Linked DNA regions of Homo sapiens: all the other regions are linked to region 1. A link is a loop called in an ENCODE intact Hi-C map of the cell type or tissue named here. Cell type or tissue: heart right ventricle. All regions are shown on one strand. Each heading gives the region's core, and the rest is flanking DNA. Links, peaks and the distances in the headings are about the cores only. Region 1 holds the start of ATP6V1G2 (ATPase H+ transporting V1 subunit G2). Region 2 overlaps CFB (complement factor B). Region 3 holds the start of ZBTB12 (zinc finger and BTB domain containing 12).

Region 1 (10,811 bases), core at 5,399-10,398:
GCAGTGCGGTGGCATGATCTTGCTCACTGCAAACTCTGCCCCACCTGGGCTCAAGCGATCCTCCCACCTCAGCCTCCTGAGTAACTGGGACTACAGGACGACAGCCACGTACCACCACGCCTGGCTAATTTTGTATTTTTTGTACAGACCAGGTCTCACTGTGTTGTTCAGGCTGGTCTTGAACTCCTGGCTCAAGTGATCTGCCTACCTTGGCATCCCAAAGTGTGGGATTACAGGTGTGAGCTATCGCACCCGGCCTAAAATTTTCATGTAGTTAAATCTATATCAATATATTATTTTCTGACTTTTTATTTCACTTCACTCTTAGGAAGGCTCTATTTTAAGATTATAAAACATTCTCTGCATTTTCTTCTACTACTTTAGATGTATACTCATTTTTATTTTTAGAAATTAAAAAACTCGGCCAGGCGCGGTGGCTCATGCCTGTAATCCCAGCACTCTGGGAGCCCAAGGTGGGTGGATCATGAGGTCAGGAGTTCAAGACCAGTCTGGCCAAGATGGTGAAACCCCGTCTCCACTAAAAATACAAAAATTAGCCTGACGTGGTGGCGGATGCCTGTAATCCCAGCTACTTGGGAGGCTGAGGCAGAGAACTGCTTGAACCCGGGAGGCAGAGGTTGCAGTGAGCCAAGATTGCGCGACTGGACTCCAGCCTGGGTGACAGAGTGAGACTCTGTCTCAACAACAACAAAAAAGAAATTAAAAAACTCTCAAAAATACAAAGTATAATACAATACACAACCCCATTCCTACCACAGGGTTTGTTAATGTACTGTCATGTTTGTAGTATAATTTATTTTAAGGAAATAAAATCATCACAGATAAAGGTAGTTTACCGTGATACCGCCTTCCAAGTTTCATTCCTCCCCAGGCCATCTGTCCCATGAATTTGGTGTGTACCTTCCTGTCATATTCAGGTATTTAATCTGCTGGAATTTACTTTTTGATTAGGTGTGAGGTGGGACTCTTGTTTTTCCCTAGATGAGCCAAATGTTCCAATATTATTTATAAAATAGTTCACCTGGTCAGGCACAGTGGCTCATGCCTGTAATCCCAGCACTTTGGGAAGCTGAGGTGGGTGGATCACCTCAGGTCAGGACAGGAGTTTAAGACCAGCCTGGCCAACACGGTGAAACCCCCATCTCTACAAAAATACAAAAATTAGCTGGGCATGATGGCAGGTGCCCAGCTACTCAGGAGGCTGAGGCAGGAGAATTGCTTGAACCCGGGAGGCGGAGGTTGTAGCAAGCTGAGATTGCGCCATTGCACTCCAGCCTGGGTGACACAGCGAGACTCTGTCTCGGAAAAAAAAAAAAAAAAAAGTTCACCTTTCTCCAGTATTAGAAATGCCCCCTTTAGGCCTGGCGCGGTGGCTCACGCCTCTAATCCCAGCATTTTGGGAGGCCGAGGCGGGCGGATCATGAGGTCAGGAGTTCGAGACCAGCCTGGCCAACACAGTGAAACCCTGTCTCTACTAAAAATACAAAAAATTAGCTGGGCGTGGTGGCGGGCGCCTGTAATCCCAGCTACTTGGGAGGCTGAGGCAGGAGAATGGCTTGAACCTGGGAAGCGGAGCTTGCAGTGAGCCGAGATCACACTACTGCACTCCAGCTTGGGCGACAGAATGAGACTCCATCCCCCACTTCGCCAAAAAAAAAAAAAAAAAAAAAAAAAAAGAAATGCCGCCTTTATAGCGATTTACCAGATCAACCGTTCTCAATGCTCTTTAATACGCTGGAGTTTCATACTAAGAAAAATAAACATAAAAACATTTTGGCCAGGCGCTGTGGCTCACGCCTGTAATCCCAACACTTTGGGAGGCTGAGGTGAGCAGATCACAAGGTCAAGAGATCGAGACCATCCTGGCTAACATGGTGAAACCCCGTGTCTACTAAAAATACAAAAAATTAGCCAGGCGTGGTGGCATACGCCTACAGTCCCTACGCCTATAGTCCCAGCTACTTGGGAGGCTGAGGCAGGAGAATCTCTTGAACCTGGGAGGTGGAGGTTGCAGTGAGCCGAGATTGTGCCACTGCACTCCAGCCTGGGCGACAGAATGAGACTCCTTTTCAAACAAAACAAAACAAAACAAAACAGAAAACAAAAACAAAACCAAAAGACATTCTGTGGGATGGGCACGGTGGCTCATGCCTATAATCCCAACATTTTGGGAGGCTGAGGTGGGTGGATCACTTGAGGTCAGGAGTTTGAGACCAGCCTGGCCAACATGTTGAAACCCCATCTCTACTAAAAACACAAAAATTAGGTCGGGCATGGTGGCTCATGCCTGTAATCCCAGCACTTTGGGAGGCCGAGGCAGGTGGATCATCTAAGGTCAGGAGTTCGAGAGCAGTCTGGCCAACATGGTGAAACCCCATCTCTATTAAAAATACAAAAGTTAGTCGGGCATGGTGGCAGGCTCCTGTAGTCCCGGCTACTCAGGAGGCTGAGGAAGGAGAATCACTTGAACCCAGGAGGCGGAGGTGGCAGTGAGTCAAGATACTGCCACTGCACTCCAGCCTGGGGAACAGAGGGAGACTCCGTCTCAAAAATAAATAAACAAATAAAAATTTAAAAATTAATAAATAAAAATAAAAAAATTAGCTGGGCATGGTGGTGTGTGCCTGTAATCTCAGCTACTTGGGAGGCTGAAGCAGGAGAATCGCTTGAACCCAGGAAGCAGAAGTTATAGTGAGCCGAGATCATGCCACTGCACTCCAGCCTGGGCGACAAAGCAAGACTCCGTCTCAAAAGGAAAAGAAAAAGGAAGCTGGAAGCTGAATGAGATGGGCCTTTCAACCAAGGAGTTAGAAGGCCATCTGGTGGCAGGGCTGGCAGAGGACCAGGAGTAAATAAGGCCAGAGAGGACACCAGGGTCTGGGAGTGAAGGCACTGAGCTTGGGTCCCCCTTTGGAAGACAATGACCTGAGAGCTGTGAGATTTCAGACAAGTTCCCGAACCTTTTGGGCCCTGCTTTCCTCATCTGTAAATGGGATAATATCAGTCTCACCAGCTTCTTAAAATTCAATACAATGGAGTTGGGTGTGGTGGCTCACGCCTCTAGTCCCGGCACTTTGGGAAGCCGAGGTGGGCAGACTGTTTGAACTCAGGAGATGCAGAACAGCCTGGATAACATAGCAAAACAGTCTCTACCAAAAATACAAACAATTAGCTGGGCATGGTGGTGTGTGCTTGTAGTCCCAGCTACTAGGGAGGCTGAGGTGGGAGGACTGCTTGAGCCCACGAGGTAGAGGCTGCAGTGAGCCATGATTGCACCACTGCACTCCAGGCTGGGAGACAGAATGAGACCCTGTCTCAAAACAAACAAGCAAACAAACAATAAAGGAAATCCCTACCACACTATCAGGGGCATTTTGGCTGAGCGCGGTGGCTCACGCCTGTAATCCCAGCACTTTGGGAGGCTAGGCTGGCAGGTCACCTGAGGTCGGGAGTTTGAGACCAGCCTGACCAACACGGAGAAACCGTCTCTACCAAAAATACAAAATTAGCCGGGCGTGATGGTGCATGCCTGTAATCCCAGCTACTTGGGAGGCTGAGGCAGGAGAATCTCTTGAACCCAGGAGGCAGAGGTTGAGGTGGGCTGAAATCGCGCCATTGCACTCTAGCCTGGGCAACAACAGGGAAACTCCATCTCAAAAAAACAAAACAAAACAAAAAACAAAACTCCCATTTTTGCGAGGCAAATTGGGCTCACAGAGGTAAGCTGCATGTCCCTGTTGATGGCAGAGCTGGGGTCTGGATGCAGGTCTGCTTCGGGGTAATCCGCTCTTTTGCCTTCCAGGGTCCTGCCTCTTACAATATGAGCTGTCAAGTTAGATGCCTGCACTCAGTAAACCTACTCTGTTTTAAGTAAAAACAACAAGAAACAAATCTGAATATGCTAGCCTATCTCAGGTACGTTAAAGGAAATTTTTAAATAGGGGGTTTTTTGACCATTTGGGGGAGTTTTGGGGGAGGGGCCTTCTGTCTATACTTGAGCTGGGGGATGTTAGGGTTGTTCATCTGGATCTAGAGGTTTTCCTGTAATGTTCTTACTCCAGAAGGAAATCTCTAGATGGGGAAAGAAGGTTTCAGCTTTTATTCTAGTAAGCAGGGCTCTACCTATAAAGAGCTGCTTCCACCACTCTTTTTTTTTTTTTTGAGACGGAGTCTTGCTGTGTTGCCCAGGTTGGAATGCAGTAGTGCAATCTCGGCTCACCACAACCTCTGTCTTCCGGGTTCAAGTGATTCTCCTGCCTCAGCCTCCCAAGTAGCTGAGACTACAGGTGTGTGCCACCATGCCTGGCTAATTTTTGTATTTTTAGTACAGATGGGGGTTTCACTATGTTGGTCAGGCTGGTCTCGAACTCCTGACCTCGTGATCTGACTGCCTTGGCCTCCCAAAGTGCTGGGATTACAGGCATGACCCACCGCACCTGGCCTCCACCACTATTATAATATCACCAGGTTCCCCATTTGAATCCTTCAGTGCCAAAGGTTTTGCAGAATTCAAATGTTTTTGGGACTTGATAGGGCTGACCTAAAAGTACACTCACTCTATATTAGGTAGCCCAGGAGGGCCTAGGCAGCCCAAGAACCAAACACATGAGTGTTTCTGCAGGGAAATGTATGAATATTGACATCAGTAGGATGAAAATAAATAATAGTCTTACTTTAGTTCAGATTAGGTTTCTGTCACCAAATGAATTTTGGTGGCAGCCTGATGAAAAATGTTGGTTCTCAGAGTGTTTTTGAGTTTAGAATTGTGGTTAAGGGAGTATGGACCTGTTGATAACAAAAACAGGAACAAGGCCAGGTGTGGTGGCTCACACCTGTAATCCCAGCACTTTGAGAGGCTGAGGTTGGTGGATCACCTGAGGTCAGGCATTCGAGATCAGCTTGTCCAACATGGCGAAAACCCATCTCTTCTAAAAATATAAAAATTAGCTGGGCGTGGTGGCATGCGCCTGTAATCCTAGCTACTTGGGAGGCTGACGCATGAGAATCACTTGAACCTGGGAGGTAGAGGTTGCAGTGAGCCAGGATCGCACCATTGCATTCCAGCCTGGGCAAGAAGAGTGAAACTTCATAAAAAACAAAAACAAAAACAAAAAACAGAGAAACAGGAACAACAATCGCCAGCATATACCAAGTGCTTATCGTGTGTGCCAGGTACTCTAATTATGTACTATGTCAGTTGATTCTCAAAACATATATGGCACAACATGGGTACTCTGAACATGGGCACAATCAATGTACAATGCTATAATGTATAACACAGGACAATGTAGCTGTTAAAAGCATGGACACTCTATCTAGTCCATCTGGGTTATAATCTCTGCTCTACCAGTGAATAACTGTAACTCTGGCAAATGACTTCTCTATGCCCTGTTTCCTCAGCTGGGAAATGGGGGATAATATCAGTACTCACCTCCTAAGATTGTTGTGAGGATTAAATGTGTTACTTTATAAGAAATGTCTGGCACATAGCAAAGGTTGTTATTATTTTAATTTTTACACATGGGCAAACTAAGCCTCAAGTAACCTGTCCAAGAATACGTAGCTATGAAGTGTGGAGCTGGGATTTGGAGCTGGGGTTTGAATCCAGGCAATCTAACTCCAGAGCCTACCTTCTATGCTACTTTTTGGCTACGAGCAAACAATCTGTCAAGAAACAAAGTAGCTACTAATCTAAACAGATGTGAAATTTGAAGACCAGTTGATCTTTGGGGAATGTTGGGTTCTTCAGACAATGGTAGCTCAGTAATGTAAAGGGACAAATGACAGCCACATGCCAACTTGGTTAACTCCTTCCCTAGGTCCTGATGACCAAATAACCAGCTTATTTCTCAACTATTGGTTGGCTTTCATTTCAGGTCTGGTCAGCTGCTTATGACCTTGTTCCCCACTGAGCAGACTCACCATCTGGGCCCTGGCGGGCAGCAGCATGCAGTGCCGTGTCCCCATGGCGGTCCTGGTGGGCAGGGTCAGCCCCGAGCCGAAGCAGCAGGCACAGGGCAGGGGCATCGTGGCGGGCACAGGCCCGGTGCAGTGGTGGGGGCTGCCCAGCATCTACATCGAGGCCTGGGTGTCGCTGGAGGAGGGCCTGGGCCCGGACCAGCCGTCCTGCAGACAAGTAACGACGAAAGCGACGTTCTCGGCGTTGGCGGCGGGAAGTGGAGGCCATGGAACTCTTGGGCTGGGGAAGGAAAAAAGGCAGCAGTCAGGACTTCAGCCTTGGCTGGTCCTTCTCCCTCCATCTCTGACATCCCCTGTTGTTTCTCCCTTTGGTTCCGTCTTTTTTTAATATCTTCAGCAAGAGATGAGGCCTAACCTAACCCTGATCCTTTATCAGATGATAGATTTGAAAAAAAATTTTTTTTGAGGGGGGTGATAGGATCAGAGGTTTAATTTTTTTAATGTAAAATTCGAGAAAAGGGTAAATAATTGGTTTAAGGCTCAGGAGCCCAGGTAAATTTTTAATTTTTAACAAAGAACTTTAAAAAAACCCAACAGGGCCGGATGGGGAAAATTTTTATCAGCAGAAATCTGAGTTTTAAAAAGTCACAGATAATCTCCAATAATGATCTAGAAATTGAATATCATGTACCCGGCAGACAGATGTGGAGGCTTCTTCCTCTGGAACCTGGGGGGAGGGGTTACTCATCAGACCTGCCCCCGCCCCCCCAAGTACCCCCAGAGCCGTAGGCCCAAGGCCTGTGTTTAAGAAGCTCGGAGACGGGAGGCGGGAAGGGCGGAGACACTCCAGGCTGGAGGAAATGGCGCAAGCAGAGACGCAGGTGGAGGACGGAAGTGAACTGTGAGGGGCGTTACCGGATGTCGTTCCGCCCCGACCGGGTAGTTCTTGGCCAGATCTCCCAGGGGAAACTAGGGAACTTAAATTAAAGGGGCCGTCTGAAACCAGAAGACTGGACTGGAGGCGAGGAAAAGGAGGCGAGGGGAGGGGAGGGAGAAAAGAGAGTTATTTGGAGGTTTTTTCCCGCCTCCTCTAACTTGGCAGAGAGAGGAGATGGTTCAGTGATGGACGAAAAGATGAGAAGACAGAGAAAATAGAGGAGATAAAGACAGGATAAAAATCACATTAAACATGGAAAACAAAAACAAAAACCACAGTGGGACAACAACAGGGACAGATCAAAAAAAAAGAAAAAATACAGACAAAAGACGGAAGAAGACTATCGTAGGATGGGGCAAGTGAGATGCAAAAATTTGGACTTGAGAAATATGTAGAAAAAGATGGAGATGTTAACAACGGGAGGCAGGGGAGGGGGCGGGATGGTGGAGAGAGAGAGAAAGGTAGAGAGTTAGTTTAGAATTAAGCCCAGAATGCTCTTTTCCCAACACAGGTTGCATGATGACATCCTTACCTTTTCACCGCATTCACAACCCTTTATGCTTCCTCTGTTACCACCAATCAAGTTCTCCTTCTCTCACCTCAGTACTCCCCCGTCTCCGCCCCTGCCTCATCCCTAGACCTTTCCGACTGGGATGGCTAACCTGTTGTAAGCCCGCAGCTTTGGGCCTGGTCTCTGCTGCTCCCAGGCGGCCCCTTTGGGTACTGCCTGAGCAAGAAGTGCTGGAGAGGAGGACCAGTCATCAATAGGAGGATGAGATTGGGAGAGACACTCGGTGCAGGAGGCTGAGTGAGCAGGGGAGCACTAAGACCCAGGGGTAGTGGAGGACTGCAGCAACGAGCTGGAGGAGGAGAAGTAAGCGGTGGGGGGTGGGAGCCATCTGGTACTTTGACAGCATTCAAAACAGCATCGGCCATAACAACAGAAATGGCCAGTCAGTCCCAAGGTATCCAGCAGCTTCTGCAAGCTGAGAAGCGGGCAGCTGAGAAGGTGGCAGATGCCAGAAAGAGTGAGTCTCCTCTTTCCTCCCTTAGGAGTTTGGAAAGAAAATTGGGGGTGGGGGACAGCAAACATTTTGGGAAAACCCAAGGCTGGCGGGAAGACAGACAGCTAGGGTCTGGAGGCTGGTTAGGAGGGAAGAAATGGATGGATATTAGAATCTGGCACCTGGTTGGCTGAGAGAAGGCTGTATAACTTTCTGGAAGGGACTGACTCCTGCTATTACATTGTGTGTGTGTGGGTCCATCCCCACTCACTGTCCTTTCTTCTGCCTCCAGGGAAGGCCCGGCGACTGAAGCAGGCAAAGGAGGAGGCACAGATGGAGGTGGAGCAATACCGCAGAGAGCGAGAGCACGAATTCCAGAGCAAGCAGCAGGCGGTGAGTTGAGGCAGAGTCGGGTTGAGACCCCACTGCAAGTTGGTGGGTGCATCTAGTGAGGTGTGTAAGGGTGACTCAACAAGAAAATATGGTGGCAGAGGGCTGAGGCTGAGGGGACCCTGGCAGGGACCACAACATTGGTGAAACTTTGTGATGATATGTAGGAGAGTCTGGGAGTTTTGAAGGCCACATAGAGCTTGTGGGCGGAATGCCACAGTCTGTGTAAAGTATAACATCTATGTGGAGTATGATTAACATTTGTGGTGGAGGGTAGAGTTTTATGGTCATGGATGGTGAGGTGGTGGGGATATTACGGTCTGTTTTAGGATGAAGTTGCATGTTAGGTCTAAGGGGAAAGGGGACTGTGTTGATCTCTTTGGTGTTGGGATATTTCTGTGGGATGGGGGTGGTTTCTGAGAGGGCCTTTCTTCTAGGCTTTGTTTCAGGATCTTTCCCCTCATATGCCTGGACCCTTGTCTGTTTCTGCTTTTCCCTTTCTCTCTTCCACCCCTCTCCCTACCCCCCAGGCCATGGGCTCCCAGGGGAACCTGTCTGCTGAGGTGGAGCAGGCTACAAGGCGCCAGGTGCAGGGCATGCAGAGCTCCCAGCAGAGAAACCGAGAGCGTGTCCTGGCCCAGCTTCTTGGCATGGTCTGCGACGTCAGGCCCCAGGTCCACCCCAACTACCGGATTTCTGCCTAGGGCCACCGTAGGGCCTGACTCCTTCTGCCAGTTCCCTCCCTCAAAGAAATCCTCCAATCAAAATCACCTCCCACCATAATCCCTGTCTTCTTTCCATCCCCTAGAAATCCTGGGAGGCAGGATCCAATAATTTTCCTGTGACACTTATAAATATCCTGCTCACATCTGAATCTCCTTGTTGTTCTTTAACCCTCACTGGGACTTTGTAAACTTCCAAGTCATTCTCACCTAAACCCTCTGTGAAATTTGTAATATGGGGAAGTAGGAATGTGGAAAACATCCTGACTTCAGTGTCTGGCCGATGTGGGTCCCTCTCTTGACCCTGTCACTTGCTGGCTGTGAAACCAGGACAAGCTACTTAACTTGGTAGCCTCGATGTCCTCCTCTGTGAAACTGGGATGATAATAATGCCTACCTTGTGAGGGTTGCTTCAATGATTAGGAATCATTCTGTAAAGTCTAGCACAGTTCCTTGCATGTTGTAGCAGTGATTCAGTAAGTAGCAACCCTGTGATACTATTACCACCACCTGCTCACTGGTCAAAACCTACACAGCTGTTTCCTCACGTCCATCACTGGCTCTCTAATTCCACTTGTTCATTCTGTGACCCTAGTTATTTTCTGAAAAATTGGTTCTTCTCTTTTCCCAGAGACCTTCTGATCTCCAAAAAGAGGAGATGACTACATTTAGCCCCTCTCTTATAATTCCAGGTAGATAACTGCATTTTGTAGCCTCTCTTTGTTTTTCTTTTGCTGATCTTTGTCTTTATTAGATTTTCCTCCTTTCCTATTTCCCCAAAGACTTATCAGATGCTCATTGCTTTCTAAGATCTAAAATGATACTGTGTTCCCTCATATGCATGCCCTTCCTTTCTATATCCTTGACACCTTACTTTCCCATTGTAACAATAAAAAAAGTATCAATAAAATAATTATTGGCAAATAAATTGGTGAGTTGAAGCAGCCTCCTTTTGCCTCATCATTTCTCATTTTCAGTCACTTTGTTTTTTTTTTTTTTGAGATGGAGTTTTGCTCTTGTTGCCCAGGCTGGAATACAATGGCGTGATCTCAGCTCATTGCAACCTCTGCCTCCCAGGTTCAAGCGATTCTCCTGCCTCAGCCTCCCAAGTTGCTGGAATTATGGGTGTGTGCCACCACGCCTGGCTATTTTTTGTATTTTTAGTAGAGATGGGGTTTCGCCATGTTGGTCAGGCTGGTCTCAAACTCCTGACCTCAAGTGATCCACCTGCCTTGGCCTCCCAAAGTGCTGAGATTAGAGGTGTGAGCCACTGTGCCTGGCCTTCAGTCACTTTCTTGTTTTTTGTTTACATATTCCCTAAACAGCCCAAATGGCTATCCTTTGAAACTTCTTGGAGAAACAAGAACAAGTAGTACTTTATTATTTCTCTAAAGTGAGAAACATGGTTCCTCATTTGGGAATCTGAGGACTATAGATCGCAACTGTAGAGAAAAGCTGGAGTGTAGGAGCAAGTGCTCTTTGCCCCTTTACCTTGCATTTTCTTCATAGCACTTACTGCTACTGGTTTTTTGAGACAAGGTCCTGCTGTGTTGCCCAGGCTGGAGTTCCAGCTCACGGCAGCCTTGACCCCCTGGACTCAAATGATCCTCCCACTTCAGCCTCCTGAGTAGCTGGGATTACGGGCGAGTGCCACTATGCCTTGCTAATTTTAAAATTTTTTGTAGAGATGGGGTCTCACTTGCCCAGGCTGGTCTGAAACTCCTGGGCTCAAGCAATCCTTCGGGCTCGGCTTCCTCAAGGGTTGGGTTACAGGCCTGAGCCACTGCACCCTGACCACTTATCGATACTTGACATTAT
Region 2 (8,652 bases), core at 2,412-7,411, 410 kb before region 1:
AAGAAGCAAAGTAGCAGCAGCACAACCAGCCAAGGTGGTGTCAAACGCTGTGAGTGACAGGGGAAATGGGGATGGACTGGAAGTGGGCAGCATGGAGCTGACCTTCATCATGGCTTGGCCAACATAATGCCTCTTCCCCTTGTCTCTCCAGCACTATCAGAGCAGCCTGTCATGGACACAGCCACAGCAACAGAGCAGGCAAAGCAGCTGGTGAAGTCAGGAGCCATCAGTGCCATCAAGGCTGAGACCAAGAACTCAGGCTTCAAGCGTTCTCGAACCCTTGAGGGGAAGTTAAAGGTGAGCACAAGCAGAAAGATTGTTTAAAGGGCATCCCTCCAAGTTGGAATGTAGATGGGTTTGGGGAAAAATATGCATACTCAAGCACTGGCAAATTGCTGTACCATTCTGAGTTTCACCTCTCATGTATAAAATGAAAAAACTAGACGACTCCTGAATTCTCCATTTTACAAATTCTGTGGTTCTAATCCACCTTGGATTGGAGCTCTTGGAATATGTTGCCCTAAGGGATGGAAAGGGCTGAAAATGTTATCAGGTTCAAGAGAGGTTCAAATAAACTGAATACATAATATATCGAGTCACTTATAAAAAATACCAGCTGGGCGTGGTGGCTCATGCCTGTAATCCCAGCACTTTGGGAGGCTGAGGTGGGCAGATCACTTGAGATTAGGAGTTTAAGACCAACCTGGCCAACATGGTAAAACCCCGTCTCTACTAAAAATACAAAAATCAGCAGGGTGTGAGGCCGGGCGCGGTGGCTCACACCTGTAATCCCAGCACTTTGGGAGGCCGAGGCAGGCGGATCACGAGGTCAGGAGATCGAGACCATCCTGGCTAACAAGGTGAAACCCCATCTCTACTAAAAATACAAAAATTAGCCGGGCGTGGTGGCGGGCGCCTGTAGTCCCAGCTACTTGGGAGGCTGAGGCAGGAGAATTGCTTGAACCCAGGAGGCGGAGCTTGCAGTGAGTCGAGATTGTGCCACTGCACTCCAGCCTGGGTGACAGCGAGACTCCGTCTCAAAAAAAAAAAAAATTAGCAGAATGTGGTGGTGCACACTTATAGTCCCAGTTACTGAGGAGGCTGAGGCCAGAGAATCACTTGAACCCAGGAGGCAGAGGTTGCAGTGAGTGGAGATCACACCACTGCACTCCAGCCTGGACGACAGAGCAAGATTCTGTCTCAAAAACAAAACAAAACAAGCCACAATGGCAGGTGCGGCAATGGCTCATTCCTGGTTAATTTCAGCACTTTAGGAGGCCGAGGTAGGAGGATTGCTTGAGCCCAGGAGTTTGAGACCAGCCCTGGCAACATAGTGAAACCCTATCTCTACAAAAAAAAAAAAAAATACAGAAATTAGCCAAGCATGGTAGAGCACATCTCTAGTCCCAGCTACTAGGGAGGCTGAGGTAGGAGGATTGCTTGAGCATGGGAGGTCAAGGCTGCAGCAAGCTACGATTGCTCTATTGCACTCCAGCCTGGACAACAGAGCAGGACCGTGTCTCAAAAAAAAAAAAAAAAAATAAGTAAAACCACGTCAAATAAGAAATGTATGTAGAATTAAAAGGGAAGAAAAGATCAGAGGAAACCTAGAAGAGGGTGAGGGAAGAGGAACACCTCTGGTCCATGGTTGGGCAACCTCCTGCTCCACACTGAGGTAGGTCTCTCACCACTCCAGGACCCCGAGAAGGGACCAGTCCCCACTTTCCAGCCGTTCCAGAGGAGCATATCTGCTGATGATGACCTGCAAGAGGTAAAGGCTCCTAATTTCTGTCCCTGAGGGGTTGGGGATGGAGGAATATGAGAGACAAATATATTTTGGACCACATGTCAGCAACTGGAAATCATCTTAACTGTTCTTGGTCTCTTTTACAGTCATCCAGACGTCCCCAGAGGAAATCTCTGTATGAGAGGTTAGAGAGTAGAGATAAGGCTGGGCCCATTTGGTGGAGTTGATTGCCTGAGTCCTTGGGAGGTTTGGGCTGTAGGAGCTGGGCTATAGAGGGAATATTGAGTCTCCACAGGGTCTGAGGGGAGAAGGTAAAACCCCCCTTTGATCTTCAGTCTGCATCTCCCCAGCTTTGTGTCTTCTAGTGATCGACTTCGAGAACTAGGACCAGATGGAGAAGAGGCAGAGGGCCCAGGGGCTGGTGATGGTCCCCCTCGAAGCTTTGACTGGGGCTATGAAGAACGCAGTGGTGCCCACTCCTCAGCCTCCCCTCCCCGAAGCCGCAGCCGGGACCGCAGCCATGAGAGGAACCGGGACAGAGACCGAGATCGGGAGCGGGATCGAGACCGGGATCGAGACAGAGACAGAGAGCGGGACAGGGATCGGGATCGGGATCGAGATCGAGACCGGGAACGGGACAGGGATCGGGAGCGGGATCGAGACCGAGACCGAGAGGGTCCTTTCCGCAGTGAGTGATTTTGGCTGGAGGTCAAGGTGACCTTAACTGAGGTTTATGTGGGTCCTACTAAGTGAAATGTGGCATGGTCTATGTCTTGTGACTATGATTTGTGCTCCCAAAGGGTCGGATTCATTCCCTGAACGGCGAGCCCCTAGGAAAGGGAATACTCTCTATGTATATGGAGAAGACATGACACCCACCCTTCTCCGTGGGGCCTTCTCTCCTTTTGGAAACATCATTGACCTCTCCATGGACCCACCCAGAAAGTAAGGATGACAACAGGGCATGATGAGAAGTCCTGGGAGAATCCTGGGGTGTGAGACCTGAGGGAAGAAGCTGCCCTCCCTGCAGCCGCCTATTATCACTGGGTTTGGTTGGGTCCAGAAGAGCCCCTTGGCTCTCCACTGACCGTGTTTTCTCTTATCCCAGCTGTGCCTTCGTCACCTATGAAAAGATGGAGTCAGCAGATCAGGCCGTTGCTGAGGTTGGAACTTCCCAAATCTGTTCTTCCCATCGCTTCTGCTGTTCTCATGTGTTCTCCTCAAAATACTAGATGCCAGGAAGAAGTTGGTTCCTCTTGATAAAGAAAGCCTCTCCCTATTCACACAGAAAAACTCACATTCTCAGATTCCTTATTCAGTCTCCTCCTAGGATAGCAACTCCTGGAATAACTTCTTTGGTTTATCTGTAATGTTTTCCTCCCCATCCTCTGCCTCCCCTCTTCTGCTTCAGCTCAACGGGACCCAGGTGGAGTCTGTACAGCTCAAAGTCAACATAGCCCGAAAACAGCCCATGCTGGATGCCGCTACTGGCAAGTCTGTCTGGGGCTCCCTCGGTAAGAATGGGATTCTTCCTTTCCCATCCTCTCCCCCACAGGCCATTCCTTTTGGTTCCCCCACACATCCTTGGGTTTCCTAGAGATGATCGAGGTCAGAGTGTGTGCGGAGGCTATGGGAATGGGAAGGAAAATTTCAGATCCTCTGTCAGTTAGAGGTAAAGAAAGGAGAGAAAAGGATTGAAAACAGCTTCCAAAGCAGTGACTGGAACAGGGAAGAAAGTGGGAGCTGGAGTGAGATTGGTGAGGAAGATGAGTGTCTCATGGGGCTTGTTCATTTTGAGATGGAGTAGAGTGAGTTTCATAAGTATTCGAAATCAGGGATCTGGAACTCAGGTGTGAGGTAAGGAAGGAAAACATAGATTAAGTCATCCACATCACAGGGTGGCTGCCAAACAATAGGATCATCAGGGAGACTCTGATTTCAGAGAAAAAAAAACGACCCAGGACTCAGTTTGAGGAGTACTCTGGGACTATGTTAGGAAACAGGACTGTTCACCTCACACCCCACATGTCCCCAGCTGTCCTGACATGTTAGGCTAACGTTGAGCCTAACGTTAGCAAAGGAGACAGGAGGAGGGGTCGGAGGGCTGGGAGCAGCACCGCAGGGGCCTGGGCCACTGAAGCAAAAGGACACACACTTTGAGAAAGAGGGAGTAGCCAGCAGTGTTGAGGCACAGAGATCACAGGATGGGAGTGGGTGAGAGAGATTCTCTGTAGCTCAAGGGTGGTGGGGATGGAACCATTGGATGGGGTGAAGAGAGTAACATGTCTGGTGGAGGGAGGAAAGAGGAAGGGGAAGAAACAGCTAGAGGCTTGAGAGAGAATGGTGAGGGCCAAAGCTACACCCTGAATGAGTTCTGGTGGAGCTAGTAGCATTTCTTAGTGTGAATAATCCATTTTCCCTGAAAGTAGATTTTCCTGGGAAAGGAGTGAGCAGAAAGAAGGGCTCAGCTACAGTGGCCCTTCAGGCAAAAGAAAGGAACTAGAATTGACCAGCATGTCAAAAAAGGGCTACAGAGGTTTTCTAGTTTTTAGCTTCTGACATACTGACTGTAAGTAGTGGGTTAATATCATTCACGTGTCTCAACAATGACATTTGGGATTTTTCTAAGAACAAAACATTCATCAAAATGTCCACTTATACTTTTCTTGGCCATGGGTTGGCACAAAGGAGCTAAGGAAGACAGGCCATCCTGGCCACCAGAGGGCAGCGTGGAAACTGGGCTTCCAGGGGCCAGTGGCCAGGAGTGAGGTGGTCAGGAGTCAGCCTCAGGGTCTGTTCTATGATCTCCTTTAGACCTTAACTGTTCCTCTCCTCCCTCCCTAGCTGTCCAGAACAGCCCTAAGGGTTGCCACCGGGACAAGAGGACCCAGATTGTCTACAGTGATGACGTCTACAAGGAAAACCTTGTGGATGGCTTCTAGGGAACAGAGCTGGATTCCTTGTGCCTCATATGCCCCAATGCTGGTCTCAGTAAAACACTGAGGTGGAAGCTTACACATCTCCCTCAGCCTCTGGTTTTTCAGCACTTGGGATTGGGGTTAAACCTTTAAAAACGGCTGTCAGGTTTGATCTCAGTGTAACAACATGGCCAGTGCCTGTTCCCCACTCCCTTGCCCCAAAAGGATCTGGAACACAGGTGTTGTCGCAGCTGTTTTAATTCAATCCCACGCCCCTGTCCAGCAGGAAACCCCTTATAGAAAACCCAAATCCTCATCTTGGAGTTTCTCCTTCAGCCAGGGCAGCACTTGAAAGAGGTTGATGTGAAAGTCTCGGGCGTGAGCAGGTACCTGCTTTTGCCGCTTCTGGTTTTTGCAGACATCCACTACTCCCCAGCTGATTACACCAACCTGCAGAGGCAGTGGGGTGCCATGGATCATTCAGTAGAATTCCTAATCCTGGAAGCATGGCTGTTCCTGCTTGTGTCTTAGCTGACCTAAAGGAATCAGACTAGGGACCCAGCTCAGCCTCGTTCTTGACACACGCAGGCAAGACATGCGGTCCTAAGGTGAGGCAGGCTCTGCCTACCTCGAATTACTAGCCACATGCATTGAGCTTTCCTGCTTTGGGGCCCATGCTGACCACTTGGCATCTCCCCAGATAGGAAAGGGAGGACTCACTTGAATGAAACGACTTCTCTTGTGAACTATCAAGGGGCCGCCAGAATCACCTGCAAGGAGAGGAGAAGCTGTAGAGAAAAGGACTGTTGGGCCTTGGGCACTTGTAGCACAACCAAAGAGCATTCTCTCACCTCTGCAAGTATTGGGGTCAGCATAGGGACTCACTCCTCCAGTACAAAGGAACCGAGGGGTGACCACCTCTGAGATGTCCTTGACTTTGTCATAGCCTGGGGCATATTGAGCATCTCTCTCACAGCTGCCTTTCTGTAGGGGAGGTGGGAAGCATGGAGAAGTAATGAACAGAAGTGGCTTAGGAAGGATTGGGGCCTAGAGTGCCTCCTTAGGATGCCCGTTTCTCACCTTATCCCCATTCTTGATGTAGACCTCCTTCCGAGTCAGCTTTTTCTCCTCCTCAGACACAAACAGAGCTTTGATATCCTGTGCAGGGAGCAGCTCTTCCTCTGGACGAATAGACTGCGTCACTTCAGCTGCTCCCACCACTGTCATCTCCCCATTGCCTTTGTCACTCAGTAGATGTCCCCTAAGCCCTTCTAGAGCTAGGTTCTGGGCCAGGCATCATCTCTTCCTATTGCACCTCCCTCTCATGCCCCACTTGTCTCTTGGGATCTCATCCTTATCCTCTTGCCAAGTATGTCTTACTTTGTTGCTGGCAAGTGGTAGTTGGAGGAAGCCTCAAAGCTCGAGTTGTTCCCTCGGTGCAGGGGAGACAAATGGGCCTATAAAGGACAAGGAGAACAGCAAACCAGGCCTGCTCCTCACCCCAGTCCTCCAGCCTTTCCCAGCCTTTCCTCAGGGATCTGGACGCTCTCACCTGATAGTCTGGCCATATTTCAGCTTATTCTTGAGCTTGATCAGGGCAACGTCATAGTCATAAAATTCAGGAATTCCTGCTTCTTTTTTCCCATTAATGTTGTAGTTGGGGTGAAATAGGACTACTTCTATCTCCAGGTCCCGCTTCTCCCCTCCTGAAGTAGGAGAGTAGGTACCACCTCTTTGTGGGCAGCTTCCTGCCTCTGGCCCCGTGTCATTCCTAACTTCACGTCTTCCCCCATCCCTGACTGGTCTGGGGTGCAAGGAATGGGGCTGCATTGAGGATGGGTGGAGTGTAGGATCTGTAGAAAGTGGGAGGTGTTGCCTGGAGAGCATAGGTGCAGCCCAGGACCTTCAGTTGCATCCTTACCTACGCTGACCTTGATTGAGTGTTCCTTGTCATCCACAGTGAAACAATGTGCTGCTGTCAGCACAAAGTACTCAGACACCACAGCCCCCATACAGCTCTCGTGTCCCTTTGAAGGGCGCTGGGGACACAACAGTAGAGAGGGAAAGCTCAACTTTCACAAACCACCATCTCTTATGGCCATTTTTTCCTTCCCCTACTCCCATTTCACCTTGACCTCACCTCCCCCAAGTCCCCACTACTGGGATTCTGTGCTTACAATGACTGAGATCTTGGCCTGCCATGGTTGCTTGTGGTAATCGGTACCCTTCCTGTGTTCCCAAACCATGCCACAGAGACTCAGAGACTGGCTTTCATCTGGCAGAGAAGGAGAATGTGCTGAAAACTCGGAACACTTCATTCCCAAATGGCAGCAGCCTTTTGGGTAGGAGTCTATGGGGAGCAAAGGCCCAAAAGGAGAAAGGGAAAGACCACGGGTATTTGTTTCCTCGTGTTAGGAGAAAACTGCTATGGTGGACTGAAAAGGGAAAGAACTTGGGATCAAGCTGTCAGAGGCCTGGCTGTTTTCAAGCCCACCCTTGTTGCTAACTTGCTGTCCCTTGACCTCCTTTGGCTTCTGTTTCCACGTGTCAAATGTAGGACTATAGAAAGATCTCTGAAGTGCTCAGAGCTCTGTGATTCTAAGGTTAAGTGAACAGTGCCAGGAAACAAGAATAGTGACACTGAGGTAGAGAAGGAGGAATGAAGAAGGCTTTCCAGGCAACTAGAGCTTCAGGTGTAGAGGAAGAATGAATTACTTCAGGGGAACCTGAGGAGAGTTGTGTTCTTTATTCCCTTGTATCTCCCTACCGATCATTTGGTAGAAAACATCTTCCAGGTTTTCCATATCCTTGACTTTGAACACATGTTGCTCATTGTCTTTCTTGGAAGCCAAAGCATTGATGTTCACTTGGTTCACCAAAGGCCCGACCCCAAACACATAGACATCTGAGGGATAAAAAGGAAGGATGAGGGTCCAAGCCCTGAGGAAGTGGGGTGCTGGGTCCTAGGCAGGTTACTCACCCAGATAATCCTCCCTTGGGTTTTTGCGATCCTTGCCAATGTATAGCAAGTCCCGGATCTCATCAATGACAGTAATTGGGTCCCCGCCCATGTTGTGCAATCCTGCAGAAGAGACAGGACCATGAGGGTAGGAGATAAGGAAGATAAACTGGCTAAAGGCAGGGATACACATGGCAGGGTGAGCAAGTTGAGGAAGGGTTAGAGATAGTTGATCACAGGGCTTAGGAAGAATTCCTTATGAAGGGTCACAGGAGAGATGAACAGCCAGCTATGAGTCACATTCAGGGCCCCAACCATGGGTATAGTGTTACAAGTGGACTTAAGGGCCACATGCTGGTCTGAGAAGGTGGGGAGGCTGGGACAGGAGAGAGGTCCCTTCTGACCATCAGTCATGAGGATGATGACATGGCGGGTGCGGTTCCAGCCTTCAGGAGGGACGTCATCTGGCCAGCTCATCATGCTGTACACTGCCTGGAGGGCCTTCTTGGTGTTAGTCCCTGACTTCAACTTGTGGTCTGTGGAGAGGGAAGAGACCATCACCTCACCTGGTCTTCCAAGCCATCTTTTAACCCCAGAGACCAATCTGCAACTGAAATCCCACATCTTTCAACTTTTTAAGTTAATCATCATTACACGGACTTCCCTTTGACCACAAAGTGGCCCTTCCAGCCCCCAACAGGTTCCCACTAACCTCCATTGCCCAACGATCCTGCTGTTCAACTTTTGACTACAAAGTGGTCCTCCCTGTCGCCCTCAAGGTAGTCTCATGACCCCCTCCACCCTGAACCTCCTGACCCCAAAGTGAACCTCCCACCATTCCCTAACCTCTGACCTTCATAATTGATTTCATTGAGCTGCTTCGTGACCCAGTCTGCATTACTGCTGTCTGCTTCAGACACTTTGACCCAAATTTTGGGGTATGTGGCATATGTCACTAGACCATATCTTGGCTTCACACCATAACTTGCCACCTGTGGGTGAGGAGAACAAGGCGCCATGGCATTGAA
Region 3 (10,811 bases), core at 2,303-7,302, 360 kb before region 1:
CCACACCCAGCCTTGTACCCTCTTATATTTTTTAAATTTTGAACAAAACTTTACAATTTGAATTTGGAATTGTACTTACACATTTTGAATTTTGAACAAAACTACATTTTGAATTTTGAACTTTGAATTTTGAGTTTGTAAACAAAATTTTACAAACTCTAATGCTTTTATTTTGCTTTTTTTTTTTTTAAGACAGAGTTTCACTCTTGTCACCCAGGCTGGAGTGCAGTGGCGTGATCTCAACTCACTGCAACCTCTGCCTCCCAGGTTCAAGCAATTCTCCTGCGTCAGCCTCCTGAGTAGCTGGGATTACAGGCATGCACCACCACGCCCAGCTAATTTTTTTTGCATTTTCAGTAGAAACGAGGTTTCACCATGTTGGCCAGGCTGTTCTCAAACTTCTGACCTCAAATGATCCGGCCACCTCAGCCTCCCAAAGTGCTGCGATTACAGGTGTGAGCCACTGCACCCGGCCCTACAAACTCTAATTCTTAACTTGACAGCTTTTTGTATTTCTGCTCTCACGAATGACTCCATGAAAAAAATAAAATGAACAATTTTTTTTTTAAACTTGGGATATGGATTAGGTCATTTGCAGGGACACAGGCAGGCCTGGGGAGGACAACCTGATCCAGGCAGGTATCACAGGCCCGAAAGTCAGTTGCTCAAGCAGCAAGGATGACATAGGGTAGCAGAGCAGACTTGGTGAGGCTCAGAGGATAGAATATTTGTCGAGAAGTGGAAGAGTCTTTTTCTGTCTGGAATTCACAAGGTGCTGGGAGAATCTGCCTCCATTTCCCCAGATAGACCTGGATCTGGGCAGAGTCAGCAAGGGTGTGTGGAGGACTTGGACGATGGCAAAGGTGGTGGGCTGCAGGGAGTAAATTCCCTCCGAGGTAGGAGGGGGAGGGAAGAGTTTGTCTGGAGGCAGGTTGAGGCTGGGAGAGGGCTCCGAAGAGCTAGGGATAAGGAGCTCTGAAGAAGGAGGAGGAGCCAGCATTGAGGAGCAGTCAAGGGGGATGGATGGGAGTTCAGAAAAGGTGGTTTTGCAGATGGATGGGAGTGGTGCAGGCACTTTGTTTTCACATGGCTTCTTTCCCCAAGCAGTAAGCCCCTTCCAACATTGCCAAAACATCCTGCAGTTTTTACCAGGGTTCCTGCGCTGAGGGCAGAGCTGAGTGCAGATCAAAGGAGAAAGAGAAAGAAGTTGGAGGTTTTGTTGTAATGTAAGACAGTTTCATCAGCCTATGGATTTAAAAGTCCAGGCTGACTTACCTCTTCCTTTCCTATAGATTGCTCAGGAAATATGGTTATTCTAGTACGTGCTAAGCATCGTTGTAAAAAGTAAGCCCACAGCCTAAAATACTTTGAATGTCTTAGACAAATGTCCAATGTTTGCTACGGTTTTGGATTATCAAGGCCACTCCTTACCTCTATGAGTAGCCAAGGGTAGTGCTCTAAGCTGTGAGCTAGCTTCTCTCAGAGATGCCCACAAACATAAACACCCCTTTTCAAAGTAAGCTGCTATGGACTCATAGGACTGGAAAATACTTCAGAGAGTAATCCCTCCATTTTATTAAAGAGAATACTGAAACCTGGGGAGCCTTGATGACTTCAAGATGGACTGGAACCTGGACCTTTTGTCTCCTAGTTATTCCTTGCATCCCTAGTCAAATTTTATTTCCTTTAAAAAATGTATTTACTTTTATTTATTATTTTATTATTTTTGAGACAGGTGTCTCGCTTTGTTGCCCAGGCTGGTCTCAAACTCCCGGCCTTAAGTGATCCTCCCACCTCAGCTTCCCAAAGTGCTGGGATTACAGGCATAAGCCACAGTGCCCAGCCCAGATTTTATTTCTAAAGCTCACTAAGAATCCTAATTTTTTTTTTAAAAGACAGGGTCTCATTCTGTTGCCCAGGCTGGAGTACAGTGGCACTATCATGGTTCACTGCAGCCTCAACTGCCTGGGCTTAAGCAGTCCTCCCACCTCAGCCTCTCATGTAACTGGGATCCCAAGCACATACACACCATCATGCCCTGCTAATTTTCTTATTATTTGTAGAGATGGGGTCTTGCTATGTTGCCCAGACTGGTCTCAAACTGCTGGGCTCAAGGGATCCTCCTGCCTCGGCCTCCCAAAGTGCTGGGATTACAGGAATGAACCATTGAGCCTGACCCAAAAATCCTAAAAGTATCTCCTAAATTTATCTGTTCTTGACACCACACCAAGGCATTTGGTACTGCAAGCTAAGGACAGGAAAGCCCCTGGTTTTATACTGGCAGAAGTTGGGGAAGAAGGGACAAGGATCTAGATGATTGTAAACCCCCTGGATGGGATGCATGGGAAATGGCTCCACATCATCTCTCCACCAGACTACATGGAAAAGAGTTTGTGCACCTCTGCTTGTTTTTACGCAGAGTTGTAACTGGGTGGGCTGGACACTTGAAGGATTCATTGGCTGTCAACTCCACCTGCCACCAAGGACTACCTGTCTTGAGCCATGGGCTGAGTTAGGCCCCCTGTCCCATCTACATTCCTAGAAAGGAAAAGTAGCAAGAAAGGGACAAGAAACAAAATTTTACAAACTCTAATTCTTAACTTGACAGCTTTTTGTATTTCTGCTCTCACTGGAATGTGAACTATTCTTCTGAGAAGTTTGGCAATGCGGAAAAGAAGAGATGAGATAGAAAAACAGAATTTTTAAAGTTCTTTTGGGTCAGGCGCAGTGGCTCACGCCTGTAATCCCAACACTTTGGGAGGCTGAGCAAGGTGGATCACCCGAGGTCAGGAGTTCGAGACCAGCCTGGCCAACATGGTGAAACCCCGTCTCTACTAAAAATGCGAAAATTAGCTAGGCATGGTGGCGGGCACCTGTAATCCCAGCTACTTGGGAGGTTGAGGCAGGAGAATCACTTGAACCTGGGAAGCGGAGGTTGCAGTGAGCCAAGATCGTGCTATTGCACTCCAGCCTGGGTGACAAGAGCAAAACTCCAGCTAAATAAATTAATTAATTAATTAAAATAAAATAAAATTCTTTTGAAAATTTCATAGTCCGTTTCCCAGATTAGGAAAAGGAGAACAGAGCTATTGTTTACTCAGCAACTACTGCATGCCAGGCTCATTTAAACCTCACATTAGCCCTGTGAGAGATCAGGGCCTTCAAGATAAAAATGCTTTCAGATGAGCTAAGGATGGGCGGGGGAGACAAAGATAAGGACACTGTGATTCAGAGAATTAAGTAACTTGCCCAGTGGGCCTCATTTGGTACAGGAATAGGGCTTTTATTTTATTTTTTTAATGATTTGCGAATCTGGCAGCCTTCTGAGCCAGAGTAGGCTCAGAAACTCCTAGGAATGTGGCTTTAAGCCTAGGTGCGTCTGACACAAAATCAGGTGTTCTTCCTCAAATCTACAAGGCCTAAATACAAAGAGAGCAGTTTAGAACAGACTCTTAGATTCAACAGAGGGAACTGGGTGCGGGCATACAAATCAGAGAATTTAAAAGAAAAAGGCAAAAAGTCAAGGTACCACCTAAACACTGTCTACGCTGCCTCCACCCTCCTGCCAAACAGCATCCCTTGAGTTCAAGAATTCAGTTTCAGCTCAAGAACAAACTTTTTATGGGTGGATGCTGGCTGAGCCAAAGAGGAATTACTTCAACAATCATTTGTTGCATGACCTTTTTTGGTGTTTTGTTTTGAGAAGGAGTCTTGCTCTGTCGCCCAGGCTGGAGTGCAATGGCGCAATCTAGGCTCACTGCAACCTTCACCTCCCAGGTTCAAGCGATTCTCCTGCCTCAGCCTCCCCAGTAGCTGGGATTACAGGCACCTGCCACCACGTCCAGCTAATTTTTGTATATTTAGTAGAGTCAGGGTTTCACCATGTTGGCCAGGCTGGTCTCGAACTCCTGACCTCAGGTGATCCACCTGCCTCGGCCTCCCACAGTGCTGGGATTACAGGCGTGAGCCACCACACCCTCCCTATTGCATGATTTTTATTTGCAAAACAAAACCCACAACATAATTCCTGCAACCAAGAAGTTTATAGTCTAATGGGGAAACCAGATATTGAACACATAATAAGAAACTTCATCAGAATTGAAATGTATGGAAAACGCACTAGTCTCCTGAAGGACGTAAAAAAGAAATCCAATTGGCAGGAAACAGTGGCATCTTCACGCGGACTTGGATAGGTGGGGAAGTGGGTGTAGGTACGAGGAAGTGGAAGGGAAGGCACCAGCCTTCAAGACGCTCCTAAGTGCTGTCGCTGAAGCTGTGGAGACTATAACTTAGTCTGAGAGAGACAAGAGAAAGAGAAGGCCCGGGCGCAGTGTTGAAGGGAAGTTTTGTTTAGAGCTGGACCTTGTCAGTCTGGAGGAGAGGTGAGGAATAAGGGGGACGGAGCGGTGGAAGATTAGAGTAGAATCATACTAACATAATAAATCACATCATTAAAATTAGTCCTAGGGTTAATTATATACTAAAGGTGAAATGGGCAAGGTCATCGATAGCACAAGCGGAGGGCGACTGCCTTGGCAAGAAGTTGGGATCAATCCTGAGAATGGAGGGGAGGGCGGGTGTGATTTTAAAGGACTGACATGGAGTGGAGGAAAGTTGAGGGCACTGGATCGTCTGGCTTTGTGGAAAGTGAAATCATATTTCAGGCCTGAAGGGCTGAGGCGGTTACTAGCTTTACAAGAGTTGGAAAAGCCTGGGAATGTGTCTGGAGCAACTGTGAGCACACTCAGCAGAGGAGGCAGGCGTGGGTAATAGCTACCAACAGCTCTGTTAGCCACGGGGCGGATGGGGCCCTGAGAGGTGCCACGGATGCACCCAGGGCAGCGCTCGGCACAGCTGGACCGGAGACGCACCACCCCTGGGAGCAGGTGGCAGCGCCCGCAGCCGAGAGAACGGGTGCGCGCGCGCGCTGCGGGATGCGGCGCGGGCGGGGCGCGGGGACGCGGAGCGAGTAGCGCCATGGGCAGCCGGGATTGGGGGGCGGGCCCGAGTGAGCGGGCCTCCGCGCGGCACTTGGCACGCACGCGCAAACTGGCCGCGGGGCTTGGAGGTACAGAGGAGGGGGAGCGAGAAAGAGGGGGGTGTGGAACGTATTTCCGCTCTGGCGGACAAATAATCCCGGCCAAAGAGGAGGCAAGGCCGTCCGGCCCTTTAACCGCGTGGGGGTGCTGGTGAAGAAAGGGGGGTCGGGAAGGGGGGATCCTGCTCCTTTAATTCCCTCCCCTCTTCCTCCTCCCCGAGTCCTAGCCGACGCCGCCGCCGCCGCGCGCGCGGGGCCTGGAACACACGGCACGAGCCGCCCCCGCCCCTCCCCCCTTACGCCCACGCGGAGCCGGCCCCGCGCGCGCGCGCGTCCCGTGCATCCCCGCGCCTGCGCGCTGCCCAGGCCCTGCCCGTGTGTGGGGGTCGCTGCCGGCCCCGGGGGGGGGTGGGGAAAATAAGGGATTAAAAAAACAGCGCGCGGAACCGGGCCAGGTGAGAGGAGCGTGCACTCAGGGTCGTGGGGCTGGGGGGGCGTGCCACGGAGCTCTGAGCGTGGGGGCAGGGCGTGCACGGTGCGTGCTGGCGGCGGGGGGGAGGACGTGAAAAGCGCGTGCAAACGTGTAAGGGGGGGGCGGAGGAATGAGGCAGCCGGTAAAGGGGGCGGGGTGAGAAGAGCCTGCAACCGGGGCCACCTTGGAGTCCAGAGCCCCAGGCCTCTGGCCCCCCTTTTTCTCCGTCCTTCCACCGTGGGCGCGCGGGCTCGCCCCATCCTAGCGGGCTGCTGGGCTGGGGGGTGTGGACGCCGCTGCCCCGCCCCCGAGAACCACGCCTCCCTCCTCTCAGAGGGACAGCACCTCCCCAGGGTTGGGGAAACTGAGGAAGAAATCTGAAGACCGGGAGATCGGATGCCGGGGGGCTGGGCAAGAATGGGGGCGAGGGTCCTGGAGCCTTGGCTTCGGAGAGCCAGAGACCTTTGTCTCTGACCGGTTTCCTTCCCAACCAGGGTTGCCCACCCCCGCCACAATGGCCTCTGGGGTGGAAGTCCTGCGCTTCCAGCTGCCCGGCCACGAGGCCGCAACGCTACGGAACATGAACCAGCTCCGGGCAGAGGAGCGGTTCTGCGACGTGACCATTGTGGCCGACAGCCTCAAGTTTCGAGGCCACAAGGTCATCTTGGCCGCCTGCTCACCCTTCCTGCGGGACCAGTTCCTGCTGAACCCCAGCTCGGAGCTGCAGGTCTCCCTGATGCACAGTGCACGCATCGTGGCCGACTTGCTCCTCTCCTGCTACACGGGCGCCTTGGAATTCGCTGTTAGGGACATCGTCAACTACCTTACAGCCGCCTCCTACCTGCAGATGGAGCACGTGGTGGAGAAATGCCGGAATGCCCTCAGCCAGTTCATTGAGCCCAAAATAGGCCTCAAAGAGGATGGGGTCAGTGAGGCTAGCCTTGTGAGCAGCATCAGCGCCACCAAGTCCCTCCTCCCTCCAGCCAGGACCCCAAAGCCAGCCCCGAAGCCCCCACCCCCACCTCCTCTACCCCCTCCACTCCTGCGGCCAGTGAAGCTGGAGTTCCCACTGGATGAAGACTTGGAGCTGAAAGCCGAGGAAGAGGATGAGGATGAGGATGAGGACGTGTCTGACATCTGCATCGTCAAGGTGGAGTCGGCCCTGGAGGTGGCACACCGGCTCAAACCCCCTGGAGGCCTGGGAGGGGGTCTGGGCATTGGAGGCTCCGTGGGTGGCCACCTTGGGGAGCTGGCCCAGAGCAGCGTTCCCCCCAGCACTGTAGCCCCACCGCAGGGTGTGGTGAAGGCCTGCTATAGCCTGTCGGAAGATGCAGAAGGGGAGGGCCTGCTGTTGATTCCCGGAGGCCGGGCCAGCGTGGGGGCCACCTCGGGCCTGGTGGAAGCAGCAGCGGTGGCCATGGCTGCCCGGGGGGCGGGGGGCAGCCTGGGGGCGGGGGGCAGCCGGGGACCCCTGCCTGGGGGCTTCTCAGGTGGAAACCCCTTAAAGAACATCAAGTGCACCAAGTGCCCGGAAGTGTTCCAGGGCGTGGAGAAGCTGGTCTTCCACATGCGGGCGCAGCACTTCATCTTCATGTGCCCTCGCTGTGGCAAGCAGTTCAACCACAGCAGCAACCTCAACCGCCACATGAACGTGCATCGTGGTGTCAAGTCACACTCGTGCGGCATCTGCGGCAAGTGCTTCACACAGAAGTCCACCCTTCACGACCACCTCAACCTGCACTCGGGAGCGCGGCCCTACCGCTGCTCCTACTGCGACGTGCGCTTCGCCCACAAGCCTGCCATTAGGCGGCACCTCAAGGAGCAACACGGCAAGACCACGGCCGAGAACGTGCTGGAGGCCAGTGTGGCCGAGATTAACGTCCTCATCCGCTAGCCGCGCAGGCGTGGAGGCCAGGAGGCTGGGGCCCCTGGGCTGCGTGGAAAAAGGGCTCTTTGGCCCAGGAGAATTGGGGGGTGGGGGGTCTGGGGCAGAAAGGTAAGAGTGGGAGGCTGAGCAGATGCACACATCCTGAGAGAGGGAAGATGATTCCTTGGAGAGACTTGCTCTTGAGAGTGCAAGAATCTGGAGCTGGGAAAAGGGTTCTTGGAGGCCAGGGGAATACGGGGTCCCAGAGAAAGATTTCCTTCTCTTAGAAGTGCATGTATATGTGGAGGGAGGGAAAAGGGTCCTATAGAATGAGGGAAGACAAAAATGTTTTATTCCTGGCTAAGGCTGCCCAGGGGAAGGTTCTGACATTTCTCGAGATAAGAAGGGTTGGGGGGTGGGTGGGAACAGGGAGGGAATTTGGCAGGAGGACATGCTCCTGCTTAGAATAGACCTGGGGTGAGGGAGTGGTAAGGGGAAAAGATTACTGAGTCCCAGAAAAGGAAGTGGGAGACAGTTCTTGCATGCTGGGGAAATGAGACTGCGAGTATGAGGCTTGCTGAAATTTGAGGGAGAACAAAGTAAGACGCCAGGTAAGAGAACGTGGGGTGCGCATCCTGGGTAGATATTGGGAAGTGGGGGTACAATAGCAAGAAACAATGGATAGTCATGGGGGTGGGGGGGATAGGGCACTTAGAAAAGAAAGAACACAAGAAGGGCTGTTGGGAGGGAGGGAGAGGAGTAGAGACATACAGTATTTTTTAAGAAAAAACATATTTTTTAGGATTTTTTCTGGAGTTTGGGGTTTTAGTTTTTCTGCTTTTGTTTTCCACAAAATAAAAAACAAAAAAAAACTTTTTTTTTTCCTTTACACTCTGGCAACTGCGTGTACATGACTATCCTGCCCTAGACAGCCTCTCCCTGTGATGCTGCGTTCTTAATACCTAGAGGTCACAACTCTGCATATCCCTTGCCTGAAGGAGCCCAGCCCTAAACATGGGAGAGGAGTGTGACAAGTGAGCTCCTCTGGTCAGGGACTCCCCCAAGTCCCCACCCCCAGCCCTCCACCAGTTCTGCAATCTCAACACTTAGCCAGGTACCTCACAGTACAAGTGATTGGCAGTCGTGGGGATGCACATGAACTCTATTTGAGGGACTTAGGATCAGTGCTAGGGATGAGCTACAGGTGGCCAACCTGCCCACGGAAATTGTAAGCAGGAGTCTGTTTGGTCATATTTTGTCTGGGGTAAATAGGTCATGTCTTCAGGAAAGCTAAAAAAAAAAAAAAAAAGCTAAGTTTGGATTAAGGTGCAGGGAAAACTACAATTCCCAGAAAGCTCTGGAATAGTTAACCAAAGAGAACTACAGTTCCCAGAAGGCCTTTAATTGGCCTCAGGTGCCCCACCTGCCTGTGTCAAATACTGCGTGTGAAATCATACAGATCTTTTCCAAACTCGACCAAAACGTAATACCTAAAGGGATGGTACCCTAAATACAGCTATCGAGATTGTCTATCTTGGTGTATATCATTTATACTTAAATTGTCCGCTGGGCTATGACCCACGGAGTACCTGACTGTGCTTATGAAGTGTTCGGCAAAAAAGGTTTACTTACTGCAGTGTCACCAGTCAGTAATGACGTTCGGGCCGCTGGGCTTACCTGGATCCCTAGTGCGTGTGAAGGTGTAACACGCCTGATATAAACAGAAGAGACATTTAGCCACAGGTTTTCAGAAGGGCACGCTGCTCCAGGGGACATGAAGCAGCATGCTAGAACCAGCCAAGAATAAAGGTGTCCTCCGCGTCCCTATCGCCCCTTCGTGCTCGTTAGAAAGAGCAAAAAGGCGAGGCCAAAACTGAGGCCAAGCCTTCTATCTGGTAACCCAAAAACTAGAAAGGCAGAAAAGCAACCAGAGGCGGGAAAAGCCCAACCAGGCCAGAGGAAATACAGCCGCTGCCGAGAGCCGAGAAGTTCAGAAGCTCCGCTTGTTACCTAAAACCAGATGGGGACAGAGACGCCACACCTGGGCCCAGGCGTGTCTCGCCCTCGGTCCCTGCAGAACTGAGGCCAGGAATGACAGGAATTCTCCCTTGCAGCTCCCAGCTTAGGACAGTCACAGCCATCTCCGAGGCCGCTCTCAGGGGAAAATGGCCAAAAAGCATGTAGCGGCTCCTTTAAGGCTCCTCCTCGCCCTCCCTCCCTCGCCCACGTGACCCGGGGCGGCCGCGCGCCGGCTCGGCCCCCAGCGCAAGCGGCGATGGCGGCGGCGGCGGGAGCTGCAGCGGCGGCGGCCGCCGAGGTGCGGAAGGGGAGGGGGAGAGGCGGGTGCATGCCCGCGCGCGCGCCCGGGGGAAGCGCGCGCCCGTGCAATGCTCCGGGGGTGCAACGGGGCCGGGGGGCCCGGGCGGGACTTGCAGCAATCCAGGGGGCCAGCACCGGGGGCGGATGAGGGGACCAGGGTGTGGGAGGTGGGGGGAGTGGGCACGGAGGCGCGCGTGCAGCCGCCGGCTGCCCCTGAGTGGGCGACGGGCGCCGGGGCCCCAGGAGCACGCGTGAGGGGCACGAGGGGCCGTCCACCGGGCTGGGGGGCAGCGGGTGCTGGAGGGGTTGGTGCCCGGGGTCCCCGCGGCCTGGGGGACAAAGGGGGAGCGGCGCGTGCAGCCGGGAGGAGGGGGCGGGGCCGGGGCGCGGAGGCCCCGCCCCCTCCCCCTCCTCTTCTCTCGGCCCCAGAGATGCGGGGTCTACCGAGAGGGAGGGGGTTGATGCGGGCCCGGGGGAGGGGTCGTGCGGCCCCTCCGGGCAGCCGAGGCCGCGGAAGGGGGGGGCCCCACAGAGGAAGAGGTAGGCCCCGGAGCCTACTCTCTCTTCCCAGGGCCCAGGCATCCTGGACCCCCCAACTCTCTACTGGGCTGACCAGCCCTCCTGTCCCTTGTCTCCCCTCCCAGGGGGAGGCCCCCGCTGAGATGGGGGCGCTGCTGCTGGAGAAGGAAACCAGAGGAGCCACCGAGAGAGGTGAGTGCAGCTAAAACGGGCCCCAATTGGACCGTCACCTTCCCTAAACACAGGATCTCCTGAGCCCTTAGCTCTGAACTTTTTCTCTTCCTCTACAGTTCATGGCTCTTTGGGGGACACCCCTCGTAGTGAAGAAACCCTGCCCAAGGCCACCCCCGACTCCCTGGAGCCTGCTGGCCCCTCATCTCCAGCCTCTGTCACTGTCACTGTTGGTGATGAGGGGGCTGACACCCCTGTAGGGGCTACACCACTCATTGGGGATGAATCTGAGAATCTTGAGGGAGATGGGGACCTCCGTGGGGGCCGGATCCTGCTGGGTGAGAGGCTGGGTAGCCTGGGGGGTTGGTGGGAAATTTCTGACTCTTGCCTTCTTTCTTATCTTGCCTTTTGCTTGCCTGTTTTCT

What was found. Hi-C counts contacts between places; a loop is a spot of excess contacts. Peaks named below come from ENCODE experiments on the same cell type or tissue, not always from the same donor. Only the 100,000 strongest peaks of a DNase experiment are listed, where the experiment ranks them.
Region 2: a loop joins it to region 1, with 4 times the contacts of the local background. A loop is called at or near these places in 29 of 110 quality-filtered maps.
Region 3: it touches region 1 in a loop (5-fold over the local background); 11 of 110 quality-filtered maps call a loop at or near these places.

What each region holds. Positions count from the first base shown.
Region 1 is chr6:31,543,572-31,554,382 of GRCh38, reverse strand. It overlaps ATP6V1G2 (ATPase H+ transporting V1 subunit G2), which reads left to right and starts at 7,775. Exons shown (of 3, transcript NM_130463.4): 1 at 7,775-7,905; 2 at 8,174-8,274; 3 at 8,802-9,939. The coding sequence starts at 7,824. The coding sequence ends at 8,975. NFKBIL1 (NFKB inhibitor like 1) reads right to left here and starts at 6,775. Exons shown (of 4, transcript NM_005007.4): 1 at 6,632-6,775; 2 at 5,944-6,220. The coding sequence starts at 6,688. ATP6V1G2-DDX39B (ATP6V1G2-DDX39B readthrough (NMD candidate)) reads left to right here and starts at 7,535. Exons shown (of 13, transcript NR_037853.1): 1 at 7,535-7,905; 2 at 8,174-8,274. RefSeq lists an enhancer at 7,742-8,241. In heart right ventricle, for the core only: CTCF peaks have their summits at 7,377 and 7,584; DNase peaks (open chromatin) are centred at 6,822 and 7,582; H3K4me3 peaks cover 2,359 bases; H3K27ac peaks cover 2,664 bases.
Region 2 is chr6:31,948,338-31,956,989 of GRCh38, reverse strand. It overlaps CFB (complement factor B), which reads right to left. Exons shown (of 18, transcript NM_001710.6): 7 at 8,478-8,616; 8 at 8,029-8,160; 9 at 7,646-7,747; 10 at 7,433-7,570; 11 at 6,843-6,940; 12 at 6,587-6,704; 13 at 6,218-6,371; 14 at 6,046-6,122; 15 at 5,746-5,846; 16 at 5,517-5,649; 17 at 5,386-5,435; 18 at 4,906-5,115. The coding sequence ends at 4,960. NELFE (negative elongation factor complex member E) reads left to right here. Exons shown (of 11, transcript NM_002904.6): 3 at 1-49; 4 at 152-297; 5 at 1,697-1,771; 6 at 1,894-1,931; 7 at 2,098-2,435; 8 at 2,548-2,692; 9 at 2,856-2,910; 10 at 3,159-3,261; 11 at 4,592-4,903. The coding sequence ends at 4,689. It overlaps MIR1236 (microRNA 1236), which reads left to right and starts at 50; the gene lies at 50-151. In heart right ventricle, for the core only: a CTCF peak has its summit at 4,458 (motif pointing right); a DNase peak (open chromatin) is centred at 4,489; H3K27ac peaks cover 950 bases.
Region 3 is chr6:31,896,519-31,907,329 of GRCh38, reverse strand. ZBTB12 (zinc finger and BTB domain containing 12) reads left to right here and starts at 5,244. Exons shown (of 2, transcript NM_181842.3): 1 at 5,244-5,493; 2 at 6,005-7,717. The coding sequence starts at 6,025. The coding sequence ends at 7,404. It overlaps EHMT2 (euchromatic histone lysine methyltransferase 2), which reads left to right and starts at 9,632. Exons shown (of 28, transcript NM_006709.5): 1 at 9,632-9,694; 2 at 10,341-10,407; 3 at 10,506-10,724. The coding sequence starts at 9,653. It also overlaps a transcript of C2 not described here. RefSeq lists enhancers at 9,115-9,709, 9,793-10,489. In heart right ventricle, for the core only: no CTCF peak of the experiment used is centred there; DNase peaks (open chromatin) are centred at 5,079, 5,669, 5,809 and 7,168; H3K4me3 peaks cover 1,922 bases; H3K27ac peaks cover 2,961 bases.